Linked DNA regions of Homo sapiens: region 2 is linked to region 1. Evidence: chromatin contacts called from ENCODE Hi-C data. All regions are on one chromosome and are shown on one strand. The core of a region is the stretch at or near the end of the contact, and the rest is flanking DNA. Distances in the headings are between cores, read along the strand shown. Region 1 has its middle 13 kb from the start of LINC02808. Region 2 holds the start of DMRTA2 (DMRT like family A2).

Region 1 (4,919 bases), core at 1,881-4,380:
TGAGAAACCTTTGACTCATCTAAGGTTTGAAGGGTGACACGGAGAAGCCAGCCATGTGAAGGTCTGGGAGAGGATCATTCCAGGCCCTGGCCTAGGAATTGGTTATATTATTTCATGTAATTCTCACAATAGCCTCAGATAAAATTATACCTCTTTCGGAGGCTGAAAGGCTAAGTTACTTGCTTGAGGAAGTGGTAGAGATAAATTGAGCCCAGTTCATCAGATACAAAGTGCCCTTTCAGGTAGTGTTTTTGAAAGAAAACAAAGGTGAAAACTCAGCATTTTATCTCAGAGAAATAAAAGAATAAATTGGCAGCTGTCGTGAATGATGCTGTCTTAAAAACAATTCTCCCCATAAGTGGGTCCTCAAGGCAGATTTCCCTCTTCCATACCTTTTCCTGGGCCAGCTTCTTAGCCCAGAAGGCCTTTCTTGCTTCTGCATGCCCATCCACATCCTCCCATCTCTTGGGGCCCAACTCCAGCTCCACTTCTCAGGAAACCTTCCAGGAGGGCTCCAGGTCCTGGCAATTAAAGGAAATGTCTTCCAGAGAGGGAATGAGTTCTGTCCAAGGTTACAGGAAAGGGGTGTCAGAGCCAGGAGGTGAGACTCATATCTAGGCCTCCTCCTGACCCCCAGGAAAGGGCCCTTCCTCCCGCCCCCCAGGAGCACCATCCCAGCTGCTGGGCCTCCTCGCCTCATGCCCAGTAGGCAGCTGTGCGTTGCCTTCTGCAGGCTTCAGTTCCCGCCCCCTCCCTCTCCACACTCAGATTTCCTTCTGGGAGGAAAGAGCATTTTTTTTCGCAGAGATGACTCTGTTCTTGTGGCCATAGATTACTCTTGACACCTAATTACTGTATATCATCATGCCATAAAATAATGATTGGAGGTGTCACTGTCCCAAATTTGCGTTCATAAAATACGTGTTCTTTTTGTTTTCCTCCTCTGCATTTGTCTGGGAGAAAAGACAGGCAAATTTATTCCAACTTTTTAGAGGAACTTTAAAGCACAGGAACAGAAGAAATTTAGAGGTGGGTGGTTTTCAAAATACCCTGCAGAGGGAGGAGGCCTCGGCCCAGCTGATTTTATGTGGCCTAGGGAGAAAATGAAGACCTTGGCTGAGACATTGTCTCCTTCCAACCTGCATTTCTTTGTCTTTGCCTGCCTGGCAAAAACCCCTCCTCCATCTTTTTCTCCCCAACCCTCTGCTCCCCCATCGCTTCTACCCTGCATCAGGCTCCTCTAAGGAAACACTGGAATGTGGTGGAAAAGATTCCCATTCTAATGTTACCCAGACTTGGTTTCAAATCTTGCCTCTGCTGCTCGCCAGCCCTGTGACCTTGGGTAAGTTCTGCCGCTTCCGGAGTCTTGGTTCAATCACATAGACAATGGGGAATAATAAATACTACTTCTGCCTCACACAGCTGCTCTGGGGATTAAGAATAAAATCGTAAATGTAAAGCATCTAGTAAGGGATCTGCCACAAAAGAAGGGCTCAACAAATGTCTGCTGCTTGTCCAGCCCACCAAAGTTCTCCTGTTTGTTTTCCTAGAATCCATCCTTACCTGATTAACATCTCCCTTCTCTGGCAAGCTCAGGCTACAGTCAGGAGTCTGGAGGAAAGCCATCTGATTAAACTGGCTGGCACGGGGGAAGAGCGGCTGAGATCCACGCAGCCCTCCGAGGGGCATCAACAAGGACATTTTGAAAGGGCAATCTGATTTGTCACAGAGAGGAACCAGTGAAGTTAGCTTGTTCCACTGCTCTGGCTGCCCAGGGAGGCCCCCACAAGACACCTGCAGGTGGCTTTCCAGCCTCTTGTCCACCTTGATGGGGATGAGTTCTCTGCCTCCTGAGGTGGCCCATTTAGAGTTAATCTCTCTGGGGCCTCATGCTCCCCTCATCACACCTCTCCCCCACCTGGAAAAATATTCTCTGTGGGCTTTGGGAGTGGTTCTTTAAACCAAGATAATTTGTCTTGTGGATCCAAACCAGCTCGCCAGCGATTCCTGCCTTAGAAGGGGGGACTTGAGGACTTCCAGGTGGGGGCAGAGTGAATGGCTGCAAGAGGAGGGGCCTTATCCCATCTCACCTCTGCCTGGCAAAGACCTTAGCTCTCAAGGCTCAAGTCAGAAGGCACCTCCTCTGAGTGCCTTTCTCAGCTTGGGGTATTTGTCTCCTACTCTGAGATTTCTGTACTGGATTCTTCCCTGAGGTTGGCCCTCTGTCAGTGGCTGGGTATGGGTCTGGGCCACCCTCTGACCTGGGATCCTCAATCTCAGGGCACCCTAAATGTTTGTCAGGCTTGTTCAATGTCTGCCTCTCTAGGCTGGCAGCTTCACTAGGGTGTGGCTGGATCAGCCTGCTCACTGCTGTATCCCAGGTGCCTAGTACAGTGCTGCCACACAGTAGGTGCTCAGTGAACACTTACCTCCTGCCTACTGTGTGCCAGTCACCATTCTAAACACTTTACATCCGTCAGCTCATAGAACCCTCAGGACAACCCTAAAATGTGGGTTCTATTACCATCCGGGTCTAGCATGGTGTATAAAAGCAGGGATCCTGGAGCCAGATTACTTGGATTTTTATTCTAACTCCACCACTTATTTCCTGCGGAAACTTGGTTGTTACTTGACCTGTCTGTGGCTCATCATTCAATGGGAATAACTGTATCAACGTCATAGGGTTGCTATGCAGTTAAATTAAGCGTTCACATACATACAATGTCTATGTATTAGGTACTATTTTCATTTTGTGGTAGCAAAAATTGAGACACACAGAGTTTTGGTAACTTGCCTAAGGTAACACAGCTGAGGAGAGGCAGAGCCAGGACTCATGCAGTCGGGCTCTGCAGTCCATGCTCTTAACCACGACCCTGTGCTGCTCTTACTGAAGGCGGATTTGAGGACCTGGCTTCACGCACACTGAGAAGAGCGTTTAGGTCCCTAGTGCTGGTCCAGGCCGTGATTGAGCCTCTCTTCCCCGAGTGAGCACAGAGCGCGGGGTCTCCCCCGAGGGTGGAAGGGTGGCAGCCAGGCCAAGGAGGCGCGAAGAGCGGCGGCCGCCAAGGGCCCCGGAGCGGCGACTCTTCCTTCCGCCAGTAGGGGGCAGCCGCGGCTGCCGCCGGTGTGTCGGGTGAGCCGCAGCCCAGCGCCGCACGCAGCGCCGGAGGAGCGCCAGAAGGACCCTTGGAGGTCACGCGCGCGCAGGCGGCCCTGACGCCCCGTCTTCCGCCCAAGTCACCCAAGGGTCCGTGCTAATGTGGTGTGGCCCCACCCCATTCCCTCGTCCCCAGCTCTTCCCTAAAGCCCAAGAGGCCAGTTCAAGGAGCTCTAGAACCCAGGTGGTTTGGGCCCCTGCAAGGTTCCGCGGGAGGTGTGGGTGCCAGTCCTGGCTGTGCCACTGCGGTGCTGTGTGACCTTGGGCAGGTCGTTACCCTCTCCAGCCCCAGCTCCCGTCCACTGTCCTTGGGAGGACGCGCGGGCAGCCGACACGTTCTGTGACTGTGGTGAGGGTACCGCCTTCACTGCAGCGTGCCCGGGGCCTAGGCGGGCCAGAGTCGGCCCAGCCCGAGCGAGAGCCTGTCCTGGAACCCAGTGCGTGTGGGGTCCGGACCCCTTTCCCGGAGCACTCGCCGAGCCGGCTGGGAGCGGAGCGCCCGGAGCCCGGCAGGGGGCGCTGCCGCATCGTGCGCGGCTTCCCCGCGCGTCCTCCCAAGGACAGTGTGGACGCGGCGAGCGGCGCGGGGCAGTGCAGGCTGAGTGAGGTCCGGCCGCGCCCACACCAGCGCTGCGGGGCGGAGGTCGGCAACACCGTCTGGGGCGTCGACGGGGCAGGGCGAGTCGTCTGGCGCCCCAGCTGGCCTTTAGCTGGTTTCTGGTTCTGGGTGTGGTTCTGGGTGTGGGGTGACGGGGTGGCGGGGTGGGGATGGGGTCTACCAAACCAGCGCTGGGGGCCCAGGCTTTGCTGCGTGACCTTGAGCGGTCACTGTTCTGTCCGGGCCTCTGCTTCCTGTCTCTGTAATGGGGGGTTCTTGAGGAAACCAATTCATATTGTATGTGAAAGTGCTTCAGGAAATCTGAGGCCCAGGCTGGATGCAAATGGAAAGGCTTCTTCTTTATGGAAAAACAGCCATCTCCTGCCTCACCCAATCCATCCTCCCAGTTCTGCACTCTGATGGCAACCACTTTAGCCACTTTTACCTGTATTTTCTGGCATTTACCCTCATACTTCAAAATAATATGCTCATGCTGCGATTTCTTAATTTACCAACGCTAGACTTTATCTGTTGTCTCCCTGTTAGAATAAATAAGGAATTAGCTGTCTTCCAGCCCCATGCGCATGCCCGGTATATCTGAAGCACTATTTTTAGGTAATTCAGTGATCAGCATTCCTTTTAAGAAAATGTAGCTGTTAGTTTTCCCAAAACCTGTATCAAAACTGCCACGGCTTCTCATCCTATAGCTTCCCGACAAAACCTCCTCTGTCATGTTCGGTATTCTGCCTTGAGGAATGCTCCCTCCCAAACTGCACTACCCAGCTGTCTGCAGGAACCCTCTGGTCCAAGGGTGTCTCTCCAGGATCATTTCATGGTCCTCTGTCTCTATTGGTTTGCTCCCTTCTTTTGAAAACTTTAATTGCTTCCTAAGAAATTGGGCAGGGGTGGGGGAATTTTCATCCATGTGGACTTTTCCGTATTCTGCCCTTGCACTTGATCAATAATTCAGCTAAGCATAGAATTCTGGGTTGGAAATCATTCTCCTTTATACATGGGTGCCTTGCACTGTCTCGAACACCTAGAGTGACCCTTGAGAAGCTTCATGCCTTCTGATTCATGTTCCTTATGTGCAGCTTTTCTTTCTCTCTGGCTGTTTTTGAGGATTTTTTTTTAATCTTTGGAATTCTGGAATTTCACAAAACT
Region 2 (5,691 bases), core at 1,995-4,494, 90 kb before region 1:
ATGATTCTGAGCTAAGAGTACGCGTGTGGATGTGTGAGGAAGACCCTCTGCTCTCAGCCGCCTCATTTGTCCCGGAGGGTTTTGGCTTTTTCTGCCCGGGGCCCAACTGTAGAAGTAAGACTGGAGCTCCGCGCATAAACCAGGGCATACCTGCGTAAGAATGTGCTCCTGTCGGCGTGTGCTATCACCGAGGTGGAAATCTGTGGGAGTCTGGGAATGTCACACACCAAGTGGATGGCCCAGGATGGGGACATGCTTATAAGAACACTGTGAGGTCAAACTCACTGAAGGGGTCCCCTTGAGCCGGAGGGTAGCATCAGAGTTGAGCCTGGGCCCGGTGGTGCTCTCTGAATGCTGGCGTGAGAGTGTGTCCCAAACTTTGCAGAGAGTGGTCACACGCACGTGGGAGGGGGTGTGTCCAAGTGTGAAGCTACACTCAGGTTGGGAAGGGGGTAGACCCTGCTGCCTCAACCTGGGCGTGCTCTACTAGTGCTGGTGGCTCAGTTGGGCCATGCCCTTGCTTTCCCCTCCGACCAACCCAATCCAAATCAGGAGGAACTGGCCCTGGAGCGGCCTGGGAAGCTGGGCAGAGGATATCCTGCCCTGTCGAAGTGTGGGTGAGATGACCTTGGGTTTATTTGCCCTCCCTCCATAACGGGTTTATTTTGCCTCCCTCCATAACACATTCACTCACATGAACACCCTAACCTCCGGGGAGTGGGAGAAAAGGCTGTGGGTCTCAGACCTGTGGGGATGTGAATGCCAGAAAAGAGGAGCGAGAGAAGAGTGAGATGCCGCCACTAGGGGTTGGGCGGATTCCCTCTGGTTGGGCTGTGTTAGATGCCAGGATGCTCCTCCTCCCACTCCTGAGAAAATGAAGTTCCTCACGCATCTGCTGGGCCGCCTCGGGTTCCCGAGTCCTCGTGGCTACACCCTTGGCTTCTGCGGGATCCCCGGTCCGGAGTGGGGAAATCTCACGGTGACCTGGCCTCAAGCGAGAAGGATACCTGGGCCACCGCCCCCTCAAAAGCTAGGCAGATTTGTATAGTTTATTTCGTTTTCGGTTTAATAGAATTTCCCGAAAACTTTGTCCAAAGGAGCTCTGGGAGCAGGCGCCTGGCGGCCCCTGCGCGGAATCCGGCGGTTGTCGGCGCTCTTCCCCCGACCCCATGGCTCACCTACCCAGGTGCAGCCGGGGCTAGACATACTTGGCCTCGGAACCTCCAGGTGTTGGAAGGTGGGGTCTGGGTCCTGCGCTCCTAGAGGACATATTATCCCTGAAGCACTCCCTTATCCTCACTTCACGCGGGAGACCCTCGCGGGGGCTGACACCCTTCTCTCTCCTAAACCCATTCACAGACTCCAGCAAGTGGCATTTTCTGGGAGCGAGTAACCAGCTTTTTATCGCTATCATAGACCTTGTCCGTGTCGGAGCGCCCTCGCGCCGGGGCCTGGTGAACTTTCTGGAAGCTCTCCGCCCGGTCCTCCAGCGAATCACCCCCACCCACTCCTCCCTCCAGCCTCAGCCTCCCGGTGGGCATCTTCCAGGGCTCTTCCGGGGCGCCAGGTTCTGCGGTCTTCGGGTGGGGGCCCGTTAGTCGCACCGTCCTTCCCCCACCCCCATTCCTGGGCTCAGAAGCTGATAGACTGACAAGACGCGGCCCAGTAGTCGTGCCAGGCGGAATGGGCTGCGTCCTGAGGCCGCGACGACCCGGGCCGAGTCTGCGCGCCCAGATTCCCGCCGGCCTGGAGGTTCGAAAGAGCAACGCAGAGACGCACGGTCAAGAGTGGAGGGAGAACGACAGGAACGCTCATTTTCCTCATTATTTAAACGAATTTTCTTTATTCTGAAGGAGAGAGAGAAAAGTAGAGAACAAAAACGAGAGTGACAGAACATTAGAAATTAGAGGGAAAAACAGAATTAGAGGGAAAAACAGAACTTTAGAAATTAGAGGGGAAAAGACACAGAGATAAAATCAGAGCTACAGAAACCGAGGGCGACTCGCCCGAGGGCCGCGGCATTAATTCCAGATGTTTGAAAGGCAACAGCCTTTCAAAAAGGAAACAAAATCTGAAACCTGTTACCTCTTCTGCAGAACGAGCTGTTCCTCAGGGCCGTGACATCAAGACAAGACGAGAATAAGGCGAAAGTTAAAACTGAAAACTGTCCGAGGGGGCCTCCCAGCAGTGACTTTGTCTCTTGCCGGGAAGGTCGGACAGACCGATGCGCGTCCTGAGTTTAAGAGAATCTGCGGAGACACAGAGGCCACTTTTTACTTTCGTTTAGAAAAGAAAAAAAAAGGGGGGGGGGCTATTTGTTCATTTGCAATAACGACAAAAAGAATCCCACCACCACGGAAAAGAAATCGAGATGCTGAAAAGTGAGGAAAAGAGAGCTCAAAAGGGGCTGAGGGACGCGAAAAGAGGGGCGGGGAGAGGAAAGGCTCAGGGCGCGAGGGACGTGGCGGGCACCGACAGGAAGTGCAATCTCATTTCTCTTCGCTGAGCTTCTCTTTAAACACGAAAATCTTCATAAACCACACTTACCCTCCAGGATGACTATCGTATCAGGACTTTTAAAATAAAGTAACTGAGCTTTAAGGAGACAGGAGGAAAAAACCAAAGCAGCCCCCAACTACCCCAAACTCGTCGGATTTGGGAGCGCGCCGAAACATAGCAGGAAGAAGGCAGGAAAAATCGTCCTGGCATTTATGCCTTGAACACCCTCCCTTCCCCACCCCCGCACCCTTGTCCCGCCCCTACCCCGACCGCAGTAATTGAATTGTCACCTGCCCCCCATCCCGCCTCAGGGCTCCAGAGCCACTTGGGAAGCTCGGCTTTGCCAAGCGCCCCAGGCCAGTAAGAGCGGTGCAGCCGAGCCGGCGCCCCAGAAGCCGAGAGGTTACACAAGTCTACGCAGAGAGGCGCACCGGACACGGTAATTAGGAGCAATTCACACGCTCTCGGGCGCACGGAAACTACTTGTCAGGAAATTTTCAACGCTCCTCCTCGCCCACTTTTTTCCACTCCTTTCCTGGCGCGCCCCCTCCCCTCCCAGAGGCACGCAGTGGAGCTTTTGGAGTTTCGAATCTTTCGGACACTGCAGAATGCGGGGCTCCCCGGGCGCGGGCCCGGCCAATCAGAGCGCCGTCTGCCTCCCCTGGCCAATGGCAGGCGCCACATTGTTGTCCAATTCTGTCTAATGGAGCCCTAAGGACCAACAATAGAGCGGGCGAGCGGCTCATTGAGAGTCTGGCAGCGCCGGGCAACTGGGCCCCGGCTGCGCGCAGCGTCCGGCGCGCACCGCGAGGGGACCCGGCACGGCGAGAGTCAGGTCGCGGGTTCCAACCACGCGGCCCGCAGACGAGCCTCCGACCCGGATTTCTGAAGGGAGGGTTGGACTGCGCTGCGTTCTGAGGGGTCCGGAAGTTCGGACATGGTGACTGAAGGAGGGTGACGTGGTCAGATAAGGGGCCGGGGGCAAAGGGAAGCGGCCAAGAGCTCCAGCGTCGCCAGTGGAGCCGGGAGGCGCGTGCAGCGCCAGCGGAGGAGGAGGATCCCGGAGCCCAAGGCAGGTAGTTGAGGGCCGCAGGGAGAGCAGTGGGTGGAGACCTGGTCTGCGGCCCCTGTTGAGGAGGCCTGGGCCCCGTGGGCCTTAGGGACGCCCGAAGGGTCTGGGAGAGGAGGCAACGCTCATAGAGAGGAGGTCTGGGACTCTCGGACGGAGACACAAGGACTCTGTCGCGGGCTCTGGCAGGGACGGGGAACGCGGGAAGCAGAGGAGACCGCGGCAGAAGCGGGGAGCTGGGCCTGCTTGGGCCTTATGGGGCTGCGGCGTGGGAGGGACTCTGGTGTCCGTTTATGGCCAGTTGCGAAGGCGACTCCCCTGGCTTGGTGCGGCCTGCTGGGCCATCCGTGTCCTAGGACCCCAACTCTGAGATCAGAACGCAGGAGCCTGCGCTCGAGAGGGGTCCCCTGGGACCCCAAGACGGGGAGGGCGTGTCTGACGACTCTGTCCCTAAACCCGGAGGGGAGGGGAGGGCAGTGTGAGGTGGTCTTCGAGAAAGATCCCCCTCCCGAAATGCCTAACTTTTCGCAGGATACGTCTTCCGCCCCGACTACTACTCCAGACTGCGAAGCTAAAAAACTGCACCACAGGTTTTACCCAATCCCCTCCCCCAGCATTTGCCTGTGGGGTTTTTTCTTACACATTCCCCTCTCCCAGGCGCGGCCCCTGGATCCCGGACACCCAGATCAGCTGCTTTTCACTGTTTTCCTTGCCCATGAAGCTCATCTTTGGGCTGGGTTTGCCTATACAGAAAGTTTCTTTGGCCGAATTTTTCTCTTTAATACTTCCCAGTCCTAAGCTAAATTCCACATACATTTTGTCTCTCACTCTCTGGAGGCCCTCACCGTGGAACTTTTGGCGCTCACATTTTTACGGGTCCCAGAGCCACTGGGCCTAACTTTGCCCAAGTTGTTTCCTCGTCCTCACTCTGCTTCCTAAAGCTATTCTTTCTGTTGTTGATTTTTCTCTCCAAAGCTTCTGCCCCAAACTGCATTAAAAATAAACAAACAAAAAGAAACAAAACTCCGGCCCAACCGGCCTTCACATCTGCGCCTTCACATCTCTCTCCTCTTCACCCTTCCACCAAACTGACCGTTTTGCTCCGGGTTTTCCTGTTTTGCCCTTGGCATCAGCCTAACTTCTGGGCCAAAACTGTCGCTCTAATCCCAGTCCCGTCAAACGAGCATTTCTCTCACCCGTCTCACCCCAATTAGGCTAAGCTTTGGGGTATCATCTTAACTTTTCCAAATTCTCATTACAGCCATCTGAATCAGTGACTTTCACACTTTACATGTCTCTTTATTTTTTCCAGCGGAATCACTAATTCAGACAAAATCTTACCCCTAGCGTGTATATCAGGTCTAAGAGCAGCCATGGCCAGACTGGGGTGAAGGTGCTAGGGCTCACAAGGAGGTTCCGACTGCACCTCCTCCCAGCAATTCTGGCCCCTCTAGCCCAGCCTCCGCGGCCCAAATTTCCCTCTCCAGCTTGGGTTCCTCAAGGCGGCGCTTTGGCCTAGCGCGCGGTGTGCTCCTCACCAGGTCTCTCCCCTCTCCCACCTTCTTTCCCGTCAGGTCCTGTCATGGAGCTGCGCTCGGAGCTGCCCAGCGTGCCCGGCGCGGCGACGGCGGCGGCGGCAACAGCGACGGGGCCGCCTGTGGCGTCGGTGGCGTCGGTGGCGGCAGCCGCGGCGGCCGCTGCATCGCTACCGGTGAGCGTGGCAGGCGGCTTGCTGCGGGGGCCGCCACTGTTGCTGCGGGCAGCCGAGAAGTACCCGCGGACCCCCAAGTGCGCGCGCTGTCGCAACCATGGCGTGGTGTCGGCCCTCAAGGGCCACAAACGCTACTGTCGCTGGAAGGACTGCCTGTGCGCCAAGTGCACGCTCATCGCGGAGCGCCAGCGTGTCATGGCGGCGCAGGTGGCGCTGCGCAGGCAGCAGGCGCAGGAGGAGAACGAGGCGCGCGAGCTGCAGCTGCTCTACGGCACTGCCGAGGGGCTGGCGCTGGCCGCCGCCAACGGCATCATCCCCCCGAGGCCCGCCTACGAGGTCTTCGGTTCAGTGTGCGCCGCCGACGGCGGGGGACCTGGAGCGGGAGCGCCCGCGGGGACCGGAGGCGGAGCAG

What was found. A loop is a pair of places that touch in the nucleus more often than their neighbours do. Pooled maps may share reads with other maps.
Region 2: a pooled map shows a loop between it and region 1 (2.2-fold over the local background). The contact joins the promoter of DMRTA2 here to the enhancer-like site in region 1. A Hi-C loop is called at or near these places in 1 of 168 maps with a recorded cell type or tissue (endothelial cell of hepatic sinusoid) and 1 of 50 pooled maps.

The regions. Positions count from the first base shown.
Region 1 is chr1:50,331,927-50,336,845 of GRCh38, reverse strand. No RefSeq gene overlaps it. Among named protein-coding and RNA genes, the nearest start is that of LINC02808, 13 kb to the right of the region's middle. RefSeq lists a silencer at 3,575-3,774 and an enhancer at 3,458-3,958. Within about 2 kb of position 3,130, at least 3 of the 41 ENCODE cell types and tissues checked have a DNase peak (open chromatin) inside an H3K27ac peak, as active enhancers do.
Region 2 is chr1:50,420,996-50,426,686 of GRCh38, reverse strand. It overlaps DMRTA2 (DMRT like family A2), which reads left to right and starts at 3,244. Exons shown (of 3, transcript NM_032110.3): 1 at 3,244-3,571; 2 at 5,143-5,691. The coding sequence starts at 5,151. It overlaps LOC105378714 (a long non-coding RNA gene), which reads right to left and starts at 3,141. Exons shown (of 3, transcript XR_947325.3): 1 at 2,790-3,141; 2 at 2,086-2,249; 3 at 1,815-1,847. RefSeq lists enhancers at 1-237, 4,949-5,448 and a silencer at 2,062-2,121.